Regions from separate parts of the Homo sapiens genome. Here region 1 is linked to region 2. Evidence: chromatin loops called from intact Hi-C (ENCODE). Cell type or tissue: ascending aorta. All regions are shown on one strand.

What was found. Hi-C counts contacts between places; a loop is a spot of excess contacts. Peaks named below come from ENCODE experiments on the same cell type or tissue, not always from the same donor. Only the 100,000 strongest peaks of a DNase experiment are listed, where the experiment ranks them.
Region 1: a loop joins it to region 2, with 3 times the contacts of the local background. A loop is called at or near these places in 14 of 110 quality-filtered maps.

What each region holds. Positions count from the first base shown.
Region 1 is chr2:239,219,340-239,227,339 of GRCh38, forward strand. The region is part of intron 3 of HDAC4 (histone deacetylase 4); the gene reads right to left. Among named protein-coding and RNA genes, the nearest start is that of HDAC4-AS2, 30 kb to the left of the region's middle. RefSeq lists an enhancer at 5,779-6,673. In ascending aorta, a CTCF peak has its summit at 7,515; DNase peaks (open chromatin) are centred at 2,222, 2,832, 4,692, 5,012 and 6 weaker places; H3K4me3 peaks cover 2,584 bases; H3K27ac peaks cover 7,177 bases.
Region 2 is chr2:239,271,105-239,279,104 of GRCh38, forward strand. All of the region lies in intron 2 of HDAC4 (histone deacetylase 4), which reads right to left. Among named protein-coding and RNA genes, the nearest start is that of MIR4269, 30 kb to the right of the region's middle. RefSeq lists enhancers at 1,939-2,716, 4,365-4,464 and a silencer at 4,613-4,821. In ascending aorta, no CTCF peak of the experiment used is centred here; DNase peaks (open chromatin) are centred at 2,564, 3,667, 4,237, 4,967 and 2 weaker places; H3K4me3 peaks cover 1,340 bases; H3K27ac peaks cover 2,077 bases.

The DNA.
Region 1 (8,000 bases), 52 kb before region 2:
ATCATCATTCTCAGTAAACTATCACAAGGACAAAAAACCAAACACAGCATGTTCTCACTCATAGGTAGGAATTGAACATTGAGAACACGTGGACACAGGAAGGGGAACATCACACACCGGGGACTGTTGTGGGGTGGGGGGAGGAGGGAGGGATAGCATTAAGAGATATACCTAATGTAAATGACGAGTTAATGGGTGCAGCACACCAGCATGGCACATGTATACATATGTAACTAACCTGCACATTGTGCACATGTACCCTAAAACTTAAAGTATAATAATAATAAAATAAAATAAAATAAAATAAATAAAATAAAAACAAATCCAGTGTAAGGCTCAGATTAGACGGGTAAAAAGCCCCAAAAGGCAAATAGAAACAAATTGAAATGTGCAATCGAGATATCGGTATCACAAAGATTGAATCCAACACTAAATATCAAACATATTTGACCATTTCCTAAGTATAAAGCATGCAATCTACAAAGATGACGGAACTGTCTGAGGCACACACTGTGGGTACCTTCGAGTAAAAACACAGAACACACAGAATGAAGACACACATGGTCAGCACTAGATATGAACTTGCTCTTGTACACTCACGGCAGAGCAAACACACAGGAGGTGTGCATACAGAGGATGGGAATAGTACAATTCTTACTTCAGCCAACAGATAGGCCTCGAACCTCTTATCATTAAGCCATGTATGCCTTTTGCTGCAAGCCTCCATGAAACATTTACAAAAACCAATGCCACATAAAGAACACAGTTTCCAAATACACACAGTGTAGACTAAACACTGGAACACACTGCAACAGAACCAGAAATAAAACCAGGAGAAACAAAAATCCAACCATGGGAAAAATGAGTCTCTTTCTCTTAAACGCTTCAAATTCTAGTGAAAGTGGTAAAAATTTATAAAGTAATGAACACATCACATATCGAAAATTGTAGGAATTGCCTAAAATTGAGCTCAGAGAACAATGAATAGCTGCCTACATGTAAGTAACTACAAAAGGAACCCAAACAAATAAAAACATTAGACTCAAAAAGTTAGAAAAATAACTAGAAAATTAAAGCATACACTGTGCACTGAAAAAGAGGAAGAAGATAATAAAGATGAAAGAAATCTGACAGATTGCGGATCTAGGCAGAAGCGATAAAGCCTATGGTGGGGACAGTTTGTGCTTGGTAGGGGAAGACAGTGACCTCGGAGAAGATGGTGCCAGAAGACTCTTAGGAACTGGTCAGCGGCCTTTCATCATGAAAATCTTCAACGACACACAGAGTTAGCGAGAGGAATATAATAAACACCCACGTATCCGGCTACCACAATGATCAACCTTAGTCATTCAGCTTCATCTACGAACATCCATCTTTTTTTCTTTATTTCTAATCCCATGGAATGACACATCTCAACTTTAAATGGATAACAGATGGGAAACGAGCCATATATTTTATTAAAGGTTTCTCACACTAATATTGTGAATTTAAAAGATAATTATAGATTCACAGGAAGTTGCCAAGAAAGTCCAGAGAGGTTGCAGGTACCCTTCCGCCAGGTTTCCCCCACTGGTTCCACCTTCTGTAGCCAAAAAAAGCCAGGGACCGACCTTGGTACCGTGTTGTCATCATGACCAAGGCGAGGTACTCCCTCACCACGAAGACCTCCCTCCCACCAGCCCTTGGACTCAGCTCATTCTGCGGGCGGTGGCGTGTGACCCGCTGAGTGAGGCACAGAGGCCTCACCGCCCTGTCTCTCTTTACCTTCCCCGTTTACAGGCGCCTTAAATGATTCCTCTACATGAAGGAGAACCCTGTCAGATGGTATTAGTGTTCTTGCGAATACCATTTAGAAGAATAAAAGAGAAGCGAAGGGGATGGAGCGGACATCGGCCCGTTCTCTGACATAAACCGCTGAGGAAAGCCAAGGTCTGTGCACAGGAGCGGGGGACACCATGGTGCCACCTGACACCACATCAGGGGAGGAGATGGGAGCATTCTGGGAAACCCTCTGGAAAAAAAAATCACAGCTCCAACCAACAAAGCTAAGAGCATCTGGTTACCCCACAGGGACTACTGAATTGCAAAGCAAAACAAAAAAGACAGGAGTGTGGCAGGAGCTTCGGAGACCCTGTGCCCCTCCCCAGGGGTTAAGAGTGGCCAGCTGGGAAGGACGGCCCATGCCCATCTCTGTGTCCTCAGCACTCACCGCAAGGCCTGGACTCAACTGTGTCACCTCGAGTTGCGCCTCAAAGTGCGCTGAGAGTGGGACACACACACACACACACACACACACACACACACACACACACAGCCTTCAACTGAAGAACAGCTACTTCCACATCTGTCCACATTCTTAAGGGTCCCCTAAATGTATGACAAACTCAAAAATCTCATTTTTCAGCCAGTCATCGTGGACGAGAGCCATTTTTATAATGCACACACAACTTGAAGTGATTCTTTTCTGGTGAATATTTCTTTCAAAAGGTCCTATTAAATGACAAGCCGAAACTATTGAAGCTATCACGAACTTTGAGGAAATAAAACTTTCCTTAACAGGTCACTTAAAAGGCTTTTTTTCTTCTGAGTAATAAGCTGTATCAACAACGCAGCAAGCTTTACTCAAAAACGTATTCCAAATTTGATTCGAACAGAAAATAAAGTCCTTCCTTGCCAGCATTAAATCCAAATGCGGCTGTAAACTTGCTGCCATAAGGGGCTCCAAAGACCCTTCCCACCCAAGGGATGACACCCTGTGCCAGCGCAAGGCCAGAAACAGATCAGAAACGCCTCCCTTCGCTTCCCTGGCTTTTACGGCAGCCCGTGATGTTATTCTCGTGGAATTCCGTGTGCAGAGTCCCTGGGTGCTGGCCGTACCAGCCAGGGCTGTATCTGGAGGGAGCAAGACCATCTGTGTGCTTCTGTTCCACAATTTAATGAAAACGCAAGTGTTAGATTTTTTCCCTGCTCCCTATTTCAGAACTATCCTTAAAGCTCTTTAGAAAATCCTTTTAATGTTTCTAATTTGTTCTATATCCCCAGGAAGAAAAAAACATCTTTTGGAAATATTTGCAAGCTCAAATTGAGCAAGAGCTGAAAATAAAAACCTGGCATGCAGTTGGTAAGTTGGCTTTCAAGAAGTGCACAAATGTACTTCCTGGAAACTATAAATAGAACCAGGCCTTACCCCATACCAAAAAAAAAAAAAAAAAAAATGGTGAAATGTGCTTTAAGTTCTCATACAGAAGCGCAGCCATGAAAGACAAGCATGACCCCCAGAAATAACAGACAGAACCATCCGTCTGAGATGCTGCTACAATCACGTTATGGACAAAGCATTCCTGGAAAATCTTTCTAAGACTCTACAATTCCAATGCAAAAGCAATTGAATAGAAACAATAACAAAAAACTAATGTTTCAGGACTGAGCACGAATTTAAAGTATTTTTGCTTTGTGATCTCCTTTCGTCCTCACAGCCCCCTGAAGCAGGTCCCAGCGGGGACCTGGGTATCACAGACGGGAGATGCAGCCAGTAAGCATTGTCACCTGGATTCAAAACTGGCCACACCTCCTGGAACACCACCACCTCCCTGAAACCACTGCAGCCCATCTCTCCAGCCTGCTCACACCAGCACAAGTTACACGTTACTCCTGAAAGCTATCCAAATACCCTAAACCCAATGGATAAAAATATATTGTCTGAAAATTAAAAATAGTTTCAGTGGTCTAGGAAGCCTACAAATCCCACTGCAGTTGCTCTTGCCTTCTCAGTTACGTAAGATCAAGTTTACATAAGAACGCATTTCAGAATTTCCTTCTTAGCAACCTCCAAACGTTTGGTTATGTGTTTCACCTAACAGCTGGGCCGAAGTAGGAACCACTATTACTTAACAGTAACAGTTGAAATATTTAAAAATAGAAACCATTGGAGAAGAAGAGAGGGCACCAAGGACGAGGCCTGAAGGAGGTAGCCCCTCTCTCTGGGGCGAGCCGGCCTCTTCCAGGCAGCAACGTACATTCCGCCGGGGCTTTCTGGAGACCGGCGTGGGCTGCAGCATCTTTCAAGGGCGCTGCGGGTCACTGGGGGTGGAATAATCCAGCAGGCAGGTGGAAATGCAGAAGGCAGGGGGCTGGTTCAGACTTCTGTCCAGAAAAATCACCTGGGCAGCTTGATAAAAAGTGACTTACGCCTCCCAGCCTCAGTTCCTGAACCAGTAACTACTGTGTGATGTCCCCAGGGGCATTAAATGCCAATGAACACACGGTACGTAGCTGAGTGACAGATGGGTGGCCTTGGTAAGGGGACCTGTGGCCATCAGTGTCCTCATCATTGCTGTAATTAGGAGCAACCACGAGTCCCACTTTGAGCAGGACCTTGCTGCTGGCTGTGGAGGCTGTGCGCTCACACTCTCTGCCCAGCAAAGATCCCGGAGCCAGTAACTCTCTTGCCAGCAGGAACACTTTACAAAGTAGGATTTGGTAGAAGATGCATGCCAGCACTAAGCAAACATTGTTTAAAAAAAAAAAAAAGGGAAAAGAAACAAAGTCTACTTTGTGGACCTTGCACGGAGGAGATCCACTGCCCGGGAGAGTTCATGTCCATGTATCTTTCTGCTATGAATGCCCAGCGCAGGCCCCTCCCACGTTCAGCGCAGGCTCGCCAACGCCTACCACTCAGTGTTCCAAACTGGGTGCCTTTGAAAGCACTGCACAGATCCATACTAATCCTCATCCCAGCGCAGGGTCTGCTCCACCCACATTCCCCATGAATTCATGCAACTCCATCAGCAGTGCTTAAAGCCAAAAATCCTGAGGTCACCCTCGACTCTTCTGTTTCCTGCACAGCCCATCTGCAGGCTAAGGAAATCCCATCTACGTCAGATATCTCTAGAATTTGTACCATTTTCTACATTCCCACTCCACCTACCCGGACTGAGCCCCATCCACTGCCTGGGTTGCTCCCAGACCCTGGTGGGTCTCCCTGCTCCTCCGATGCCTGTCCCACGTGGCCACTGCATTCTCTGTGGCATACGTCACGTGGTGTCGCTTCTCTGCTCAGAACCTCCAGGAGCCTCCATGTCACTCAAAGCCATGCCTAATTGATTAACCCGGCCTTTTATGTCTCCCGCACCGCCCACTCCCTCTTCTCCTGACCAGGTCTTCGGCCTGCAAATGTCTGCTCACCTTCTAAGGAGGCCTGCCCTCACCAGCGGGTGTAAAATCGCAGCCCCTCCACTCCCGAGCCCTGCTCTGCCTTCCCTGCTCTACTGTTTACTCATTGCCTTTACTAGTTTCCTCTCTTCCTCCCAGGGTAACATGAGTACCATGAAATAGGGGTCTCTGTGTCAATCATAAATACATGTATTCCATATGCCAAGGGCAGGGGATGGCATTAGAAGGCCCAATCAATATGAATGAGTGAATGAATGAATGAGTTGAACGCAGAAATCCACCCTCCTGAATCCCCAGTCCTTGACTGCTCACTCTCCTCCACAGCGATTCTCGCCTCTCACATGTTCTAATATTGTAGGTAATTTACAATCAATAAGCTGGAATTAATGAGCATATTTAGAATCCAGCACCCAATTACTAGAGAATTCAAAATCTTCTCACACATATATTAAAGATTCATAAAAATTGACCACAAAGCAAGTCTCAGTAAAATTCAACAGCTGGGTAATTTCTAACCATAATGGAGTAAATTAGAAATGAATAACAAAAAAGATGACTTGGAAAATTCAGACTTTCGGGAAACAAAAAACACTTCTAAATATTTCATTTTTTCAAATAAAAAAGGAACCAAAAAGCAAATTTCAAAATAACTCTCTTGAGAAACACCAAGACTTTATGAAGTGTTAATGTAATATGCTTTACAAATTAAATAATACAAATTAGAACTTATCCAAAGCAGCCCCATTTGAACCCCAAGGGAAGCACAGCACAGAACCCTGAATGCCTCCATCCGAAAGGAAGAAGGGCTAAAAATTAACAAGTGAAATGTTCAACCTAAAAGAACAAGCATATCCGAATAAATGCAGAGAAAGGAGAACAGCTATTAAAACAGGAATTAATAAAACAGAGAACACACCCACAAGAGCAGATCCACGAAGGCAGAAGTCGGTCTGCGGGAGAGTAAAGCATAGCTGGACTCCCACCACCTGCAGGGTGCCCCCACCCCAGGGGGGGATGAGAAACACCTGGATGGAGGGGTGGAGCCTGGCTGGGCTCAAGAGCAGGAGAGGGAAGCCAGGAAGGCGGGGAAGGCAGGTCGGCAGGGGAGGGCAGGCCCGCCCAGGAAGGCCCACGCAGGGCTGGGTGCTGTAGAACTGAAAGAAGTGCCAGCCCCTTCCTCAGGCGCCTGACTAAACCGCCTTCAATTTCTTCCCCTCGCCCGTGGCCACGTACTGCTACCCAAGGGACACCTCCAGTCCTCCCTCACCTGGTCAGACACCTGGCTCTGATGGCCCCTCGGAGCCCCTCATTGGAAACACAGAGGGCCTGAGTTTGGTTCTGCATCACGTGTGACAGTGTGTGCATCTTGCTGTGAGGTCCAGAAATGGAAACCTTCCTTAAAAGATGGGCAGGTTCCTCTGGTAGGGGACATGGTGTTGGTACGGCGAAAACATGACATTAGGGTCAAATGTGGCTGCTGAGAAGGAACTCCCTTTCAGCTGCACCGCGACACCCTAACACAGACAAGGGTCGGCAAAGAGCCATCTCCCTCGTCCTGGCGGCACAGGCTTCCAGATGCCACTGAGGGGCTCCGCAGGCCCTCTGGATACATTTTACAGTCCACAGCCTTAAAGCACACAAAGCTGGTAATAAAAGAAAAAAGATAAAAAGCCCTTTAACCAGAAATGATGTCATGATGCAAAAATTCATTCCTGGATAATACTTTTGGCCACCAGTGACACTCCGAATACACAAACCAAACCAAATTCTCAGTGGAAAAAAAAAATCCTTTCTTCCAACCAATCATCACTTAGAACTGTGGAATCCTCCCTGAGAGATACTCAGTGAGATTTCTCTGTATTCTGTATCAACACGGTTGAGGGGCACTGCTGGGACTGCCACATAGCTTTCTCTCTCCCTCTAAAGTAGAGAAACAACCAGTCACCAGCTCCACCCCATCCAGATTTGCTGTGGATGTGTGGACGGTTTTAGAAGCACCCAGAGGATATTTCTCAGACAGCACCCCCAATTCTCCACGACGCCCCAACCAATAACCGTCTGCTTTCTTACCACCCATGTTCCTTGCTAAGGGCAGACAGTAAGCTCTTCAGAAATCTTTGGGTCGACAGCAACAACAACAATGTAACATGTAATGGGGGGGGTGATAAATGTAGATAACCCAAACAATCTAATGTCCACCCAGGATGGAGAAACTTTCTATCTTTCTGCCTCAGGCACTGCGGACAGGGAAAGAACCAGTTGGAAAGTGAGGCCGGCAGGCTCACGGGTGGGGCTGGCAGGCAGCAGTGTCCTGGGCCGCGTGGGGAGGCACGGTCCCACCTGCCAGCCACAGGGTGGCATTTCAGAGCCACAGGGCATTTCTGGTCAAAAATAACAGAGTGAACACAATCACGTTGTCAGGATCCCTCCAAGATTCTGCTGAAACAGTGTGTGGATTGTTTAGAAAGACACACCAACACAACACACACACAGGAGATGAGAGAGCAGCCACAAAATGCTGGAAGTCAGAAAGGATCTGGGTGAATAAGGTATCAGAGACAGCAAAGCTGACCCATCAGCCAGGGTGGGCCAAGGGAGGGGCAGACCAGTCTCGGTCACACAGCCCTCCGGGGCACAGGGGCTGGTGGGACCAGGACTGGAGGTGAAGGAGAATGAAATATCTGCTCAGGGAATGCAGGGCCCCAACCACCGCTTACCCCACGTGGCTGGCAGAGCCCAGGGACTACTACCCTCTGGAGAGGGAGATGGAACAGCACTGAAAACTGCGGACCAGTGGAAGCTGGCCAGCTACACGTGAGGTGTCCTGG
Region 2 (8,000 bases):
GCTTAGTATGTTTTTTGGTGTTTTTTGAGACAGGGTCTTGCTCCGGTTGCCCAGGCTGGAATGCAGTGGTGTGATCACGGCTCACTGCAGCCTCGACTTCCTGGGCTCAGGTGATCCTCCCATCTCACACTCCTGAGTAGCTGGAATCATAGGTGCATGCCACCATGCCTGGCTAATTTTTATACTTTTAGTAGAGTAGGGGTTTGAGAAGGGGTTTTGCCATGTTGCCCAGACTGGTCTTGAACTTCTGAGCTCAAGCAATCCATTCACCTTGGTCTCCCAAAGTGTTGGGATTACAGGTGTGAGCCACTGTGCTCGGTCGGCTTAGTGTGTTTTTTGTTTACACATTCTAAGTTTTCAGTGCTGTTGTGTTTGGAATAATGAGGAATACTCAATTCACATGAAAGCAACAGTTCATCTTGGTGATTGTGTTTAGGACTATGAGAGCCGATTCTGCCGGCATCCTCCCTAGAGCTCTCCATCCCCCGATGTGGATCTCCGGATTATCGGGTAGACACTGTCGTCATCCCCATGTTACAGACACAAAGCCTGGGTGGCTGAGGCCGGCACAGCTGCTGAGTGAGAGTCCAGTTCTGGACCCCGAAGACAGGTTGCCCTTCATCCTTCCAAGACGTGGCCTCTCTCCTCAGGATGTGTGTCCCACATTCAGAGTCCCTGATGGCTCCACGTCCCATAATTAACCTCTCAACAGGGAAGATGTCCACCTGGAAGTTACACAGAGCTTCGAAATTTCCTGGAACTTGTGTTTCGAGTGGGGGAAAAGCCACTACAATGCTGCCATACTCAACAAGACCAATACAAGTCTCAGCAGACATCACAACCTGGCGCCAGATTCCAACAAACTCTGCACAGTAATGACAAAAAAGCACAGTTTCAAAAAAAATCAACAAAGAAACCCAGCTCTCTCTGTGAAACCTTCCATTTACTTGGCCACTTTCCCACGGACATTCAATTAAAAACAACTGTGGGAAAAGCGAATCTAGCCATTAGACACTGCAGAAGCTGGCTGGGCAATAAAATCTGCCTCTCTCCTAACAGCCCAGAGAAGCCTTTTAGCATTTACATTCAACAGAAGCCAAAAGCCAGGAGCCCCAAGAGGGGGCCCACATCATCGTTCCAATCCAATCCGAGTTCAATAAATGTCTCTGATAGGACACCAAAACACAGGCAGCAAAAGAAAAAAATAGCCAAACAGGATACCAGCAAAATAAAAATCTTCTGAGCTTCAAAAGACACCATCCAGAAAGGCAACCTACAGAATGGAAAAGAATATTTGCAAACCATATATCTGATCAAGGAGCTGTATCTAGAATATAAAGGGCCAGACAACTCAAACAATAAAAAGGCAAATAATCTAATTTTAAAATGAGCAAAGGATTTAAACAGACATTTCTCCAAAGATGCACAATGGCCCATGAGCATGTGAAAAGATGACTGTCATCACTAGTTGTTAACCTCAGGAAAATGTAAATCAAAATCACAATAAGATGTCACTTTCTATCCACAAGGATGGCCAGGATCAAAAAGATACAAGACCACCCTGACTGTCAAACCCAGCATCGGAACCTCTCGCAGCCAACCATCTGCACTCACCCCCAATGCACCCCTGCGCTGCTGCTGTGGGTGCCCCAGGCGATGCCCTCTGACTCTGGCAGAGCAGGGCAGGCAACTGTAGGGGACAAGAGCAGCAGAGGGGCTCACCTCTGTACCTCCCTAGACCCTTAGACAGGCATCTACCCTGGCCCTCTCGTCCCAAGCTGTCCCTATATTCCTGCAACGGCTTCTTCCCTCCCTAGCGACCTGGCCAGAGAGTTGCCCACGATGAGCGGCAGAGTCAGAGACCAGACCTGCAGGTCTGAGGGCTGAGCACAGGAAGGATAAATGATACCCCACACAGGGTCTACATCCTCATTCCCGGAACCTAGAAATACACCACCTTAGATGCTCAAACGGACTTTACACATGTGATTAAGGATACTGAGATGAGGGATTATCAGATAAATTCCGGGGACAGGAATTATACAAGGTGACAAGGTGTCTTGTCACAGCAGAGCAAGGAAGCAATCAAAGACTGCAAGGGTTATGTCCAAAAGACTCAAGGGCCAACTCCACAGGGCCTCGTGGATCAAGGAGGACAAGGTGAACATCAATGAGAGTAACAGCAGCAAAGGCCTAAAAGGCATGGAGCACACTTAAACCCACAAGCTCACAATTACACACAAAAACAAACGACAAAACTCACCAGTGACCTTCAGATGATGTAAAGCAACGAGCTCATTCCTCTGAAAGATGGTAAATAAAGAAAGCCTTTCCTGTGTGAGCCGAAGAGCTGATGAGGGCACTTCCTCTCTGCAGAAGTCTTTTACCTGATTCAGGAGTGAGTGTCTTGGATTATCACTCTGCAGCCCCCAGGAAGGAAGGAATGAAGCTAGACAGCCACCTTCAGGACCCGCTCATCACCCAGCAGAACGCCCACGCCCCCATGCCACAGTCTTGCCAACTAGCCCCGGTCCGGCGCAGGCTCCAGCTGCAACCGCCAGGTCACCAGAAAGAGAGGGAGGAGGAACTTGCTCAACACGCCACATGGACACAGGCAGTGAGAGCTCTGCCGTGGCCACACAACAGGACAAGCCAAGCTCCCCAACAAATAGACTGGAGAGCAAGAGGGAGGAAACGGCTGTGTCCATCACAAGTGACAGTGGCCCATTAGAACCCACGAACCTTACTTAACACTTATTTGAACAACAGCCACATACAAAAAGAAAAGAGACTGAAAACTTTTTGAGACAATGGGGATTTTAAATGACTGATTATTTGATGGATTCACGTGTTGATGTGTTAAAGCTGTGACAATGGTATTAGGGTCGCATGTTCGGAAGACACCTGCATGACGGTAGAACTGCTTTGGAACAATACAGTGAGGCAGGCCTGGCCCTGCTCAGCCATCGCTGAAGATGGGGACAGCAGCCTAGTCCGCTCCTTATTGTCTTTTCACTTTCGTAAATGTTTGAAATTTTCCGTAATAAAAAATGAAAGATAGCCAGTGAAGGTGCTAGATTTGGACGGGGGTATCACTCTGTTCTGTTTTGCTGTTTATTATTTGTTGCAAACATAAACCTGGGCTCACAATTGTGGAAGGTTACACCCTCCCAGCTCATTCAGAGAGAAATTTCAGAGCCAGGGGACCTCATGGCCACTAAGTTTCCACGATTCCCTGGAAGAGTCACATATAAACACACTTGTGATCATTACCAAACGACAGGACAAGCCCAGTGCACCCCGGCGTCCCCTCCCAGTTTTAAGGACGAATCATGTATGGGCCCCCGCAAGAGATGGGAATGAGCCAGGGCGCCGCTGGTCTCTAAGCCACGAGCCACAGCCATGACTAACTAGGAAACTAGGACAACAGCTACCATTCAACAGCTAATTCAACAACAATACAAGTAACCTTCACGGTAAAAACGAGAACCTCATTTGCCTACCTCGAAAATAACCAAAGCAAAGCAAGCCAGTGAAGCTGGGGGGCCCTGGGAACCCTACTTTCCCAGATGGCCCTCCACGGCGGGGCTCTCTCAGCCCAGCACAGTGCAGAGCTGTCACCGTGACTCAACGGAGGGCAAGCCTCATCCCCAAAGCTGCTCCAGAAAAGAAAAGGCTCAGAAGTCCCAGGTGGATGGCCCTTCCCTAGGCCTGGCCTGGCCCCCACGCTCCTCCCAGCTGTCCTTCTGACCCTGGGCCACTCCCCCTTCTGCTGCTCCTCTTGGTTTGAAGGAGGGGAGGGGCATGGTGACATCTCTTTTTAATTAAGGCTTTCTTACAAGTAATCTTTGCAAAGAGCCCTGTCCTGGAGTGATTTTGTGTGAGAGGGAAGAACAGATCAGCGGAGGGGCTTCCAACCATAAACATTCCCAGAGCTGCGAATATGTGCCCCTGGCCACAGGATTACACGTAGGAAGCCAGCACACGCTACGCTATCATTACCATCTCACCCATCTCCCGTGGCTGACGGGGATCGGGGGAAGAAAGGGTGGGGGCCGGCCGGAAGCCCCGTGGGCCGAAGCCACCCCAGGCCCTCAGCCCAGACCACCAGGCCGCGCAGGCTGGCCTCCTGAGGCTGTCCCTGGCAAGCCGCCCCACGCTGGAGCCAGGCTGCCGGCAAAGCGCTGCTCACTGCCGCTTTCTTCACATGTGGTTTGATTGACGCAAATCAAGAGGCAAGCAAATGATTCATAACTGTCCAAGCACAGGGCTCACCCAGAAACGGCAGGAGCCCAGACTTGCTGATTCACCAAGAAACGGCTTTGTGTACCGGAGGCGCTGTTGGTCGGGACGCTATCATGTATGCACACGGAGCTCTGCAAATGTGATGGCAGTGGCGATGTCATGGCCCACGGAGTGACAGCAGACCCTAACCCCACCAACAGGCAGCAATGCAGGGCCGCCACGAGGGGGACACACATGGAAGAACAGCAGCCACCGCCCCTGCCTGCACGGTCTGTGTGTGTGCGGGTGGCACACCTGGGTTCGGTACTGCCACCCTGCGACTCCAGGTCCAGCCTCAGAGTGAGGCTGGGGGCCTCTGCAGTGCCTGGTCCCACTCCCCACCCCTCAGGCTGCCAGGCACACCCATGATGCAAGAAGGCAAGATAGAACGCCAGGACCCCTGCCTTCCAGGAGCTCACAGGGAGGGGAAGACACCCAGGGGAGCCCCAGATAGCTCCTCATGGTGCCACGTGCCACCCTGAAGGTATGGGGCGGAGAAGATGAAGCTCCTCTGTCGCCTGCCTCATTTGGGAAAGCTTCCCAGAGGAGGAGAGGCCTTAAAAGGATGGGCGGGAAGGCACCAGGCGGTGGTGGACAGGCTCCGCCCAAGCAGATGGCCAGCATGCTCTGAGCCAGCGCAGGCCAGGGACCTCTGGGGCTGGGACTGCCCTGGGGCCAGGCAAAGAACCAGTGTTCCTCCACTGCCAGGGAGGACTGCGCAGGGACCTGACTCACGGCAGACACCGACCCCCACGCCAGCAAGTTCACTCTGGTGGCAACGCAGAGAACCTGAAGATGGCAGACAAGTTAGAGCAGCTGCACCAGTCTTACAGAGGCAGGGAGAGGCCCCGAACCAGAGAGCGGGTGCGGACCCTTGGCAAGTATGCCTTGGAAGTGTTGAGGGGAGAAGGCGTCAAGTCGTGGTCCCGCCAACAGAGAGGCCTGTCTAACTGACTCAGCAGCCCCTCTGCCTCCAGCTCCCTGTGTCTGGACCCCAGGCCACAGGACGGGGGCAGGAGTGGGACAGGCACCCGGGTTCTGCATGTATGGCCTGTGCCACCTTCAAAGCAGCCCTGACGGACCTCCCAACTAGGCCAGAGATTGCTCCATTGGTCATCAGTGCTGTTCCTGAAACGGCTTCACCAGTCATGGGGACCTAAGTCCCTCTAGCTGGAGATGAGACACCGATACACCGCAGACACCATCTGCTCTCCAGACACAGGCCACTTCCTGGACATTGCCTGCTGCCTGGACACTGCCCGCTGCCTGGACACTGCCTGCTGCCGGAACACTGCCTGCTGCCTGGACACTACCCGCTGTCTGCTGCCTGGACACTGCTCGCTGCCCAGACAAAGGCCGGCTGCAGAGGCCAGCAGAGCAGCAGAGCCAGGCGAGGCAAGACGGCAGAGGGAGGCCAGGGGGAATGACAACAGGCTCCAGGGTGAAGCCACCACCAAGTGATCAGGTCTGTGTATGAGTTCATTCTTCTTGCAACACTGTCTGTCACCGTGCCACAAAATCCCCCAACCCTGACCCCCTAACACACACCCCTCTAGCCCTTGGGGAACACCATTCGAGAGTCAGCTGTGGAGCCTCCCCTGCTCTGTGCAGCCCCTTTCCACTGCCGCGCCCTCCTGGGCCTGCATTTGCCCCTGCTGGTGGCACCTGGGACTCTGCACGGCACTAATATTTTGCAATTCTCTTAACCATTCTTGAAAGCAGGGACGGGGTCCTGCTCACCTTGGTGTACCCAGCACCTGGTATAGTGGGGTCCCGAGGTTAGCAGAAGGATCAGTAAAAGAAGAAAACATGTATTTGGAGGACAACCATGCTCCCAGAGCCGAGCCCGGTGAGCTCAGCTTCTGAAGCTCCCCAGAAATAGCAGATGCCCTCTTGTTCCCGGTCTGTCCAGTAAGGCCTTTCCAAAGGCACAAGGGTGAGAGGTGGGGAGAGGAGGAGCACCAAGCTCATTACCAGAAGGGAAGCTGGGGAAACGACAGGGAAGCCCAGAAGTGCAGACCCAGGTGGACAGGCCCTGGGCCACCACCCTGGGAGTACGGGCCGGTCAGCAGGAAGGAACATGTTTATGGTCTCTGCGCTGTTGGTGCCAGTCACGCCATGGTGGCCCATCGCTGATCATCACACGTTCTGTACTCCGGAGCAGGAACCAGGGTCTCAGGGCACTTCCACAAGCTCACCGGACATGTGCCCACTCTCACCGCACGCATCCCCGGAACCAGTGAGGCCAGTTCTAGCTGCCTAAAAGGGCCACACAGCCGCCCAGCCTGGTGTAGCCACAAGGACCCTGGCTTGATAATGTCTGCTTTGGAAAGACACTTCCAGAACGCCCAACAGCGCTTAGCAAACTCACACAGAAAACACCTGCGTTCCACAGCAACTCCACCCGGGCCGGGACCCAGGCCTGAAGCAGTTCCTACTACTCAGGTTCTCAGATCTGCCGGAAACAAATAACTGAGAATACTCTCCGCTCAGCAGGCCCCAGTCATACGCCCCAGTCACACACCCCAGCCACACACTCCAGCCACACACGCCAGCCACACACTCGGCTCCCCGTCTCTCCTGAGCAGGCCAGCCACACACCCCAGCCACACACCCCAGCCACACACCCTAGCAACACACTCCAGCCACACGCTCCAGCTACACACTCCAGCCGCACACTCGGCTCCCCGCTGGTGGAGGCCACCTGGAGGCTCAGGGTGTCTTGAGAAATGAACAGGTGCTCACCATTGGCTGGAAAGGGTTGAGTTTTCAAATTATCCCACCATTAGAGAAAAAAAGAAAAAAAAAAAAACAGACTGGTAACAAAGCATCAAGCCAAGTGGGGGTGACTTCACCCTGAGGACCCTCCAGTGGCAGTCTTCCAAGAAGAGGTGCCCACCAACCAGTATTTTCTACAAGGCCACAGAAAGCATTTGTTTAAAAAAAAAATTGACAATCTAATTGGTAAAGAAAAGGATAATTTTTAAAATGTAAAAACATATTTTGGGCCAGGACAAGGGCTCACGCCTATAATCTCAGCATTCTGGGAGGCTGAGGCAGGCAGATTGCTTGAGCCCAGGAGTTCGAGACCAGCTTGGCCAACATGGCAAGACACCATCTCTACTAAAAGACAAAAATTAGCCGGGCATGGTGATGAGCAGCTGTAGTCCCAGCTACTCAGAAGGCCGCAGCAGGATCGCCTGAGCCCAGGAGACAGAGGCTGCAGTGAGGCGAGATCATGCCACTGTACTCCAGCCTGGGTGACAGAGGGAGACTGTCTCAATAAAAACAAAAAACATGTTTTGTACCACATGTCAGTCAAAATAAGTGGCCGAAGGCTGTGGTTTGCTTTAATTCACCTTCTAAGGTGGCTCTGGACCTTCCTTCAGGAAACGGCTTTCCTGCCCATCAGTGTGGCTCTCTTCCTCTTTAAACATGAGGACCATTGGGGCCGGGGCCGGGAAGACCACACTCCTGAAGCCAGGTGCAGTAGTGTGGACATGTAGTCCCAGCTACTCAGGAGGGCGCCTGGAGCCCAAGAGCTCGAGGCCAGCCTGGGCAATAGTGTCAGACCCTATCTCTTCCAAACAAACAAATAAAAAGACTATGCTGCCGGCAGGACTGAAAAACCAGAAAGAAAGAAAAGTGGGGCTGGTGTGGGGCCACACCCTGCCCCAGGCGGGGAAAGTGGTTGGAGGTAATGGGGCAGCAGGGCC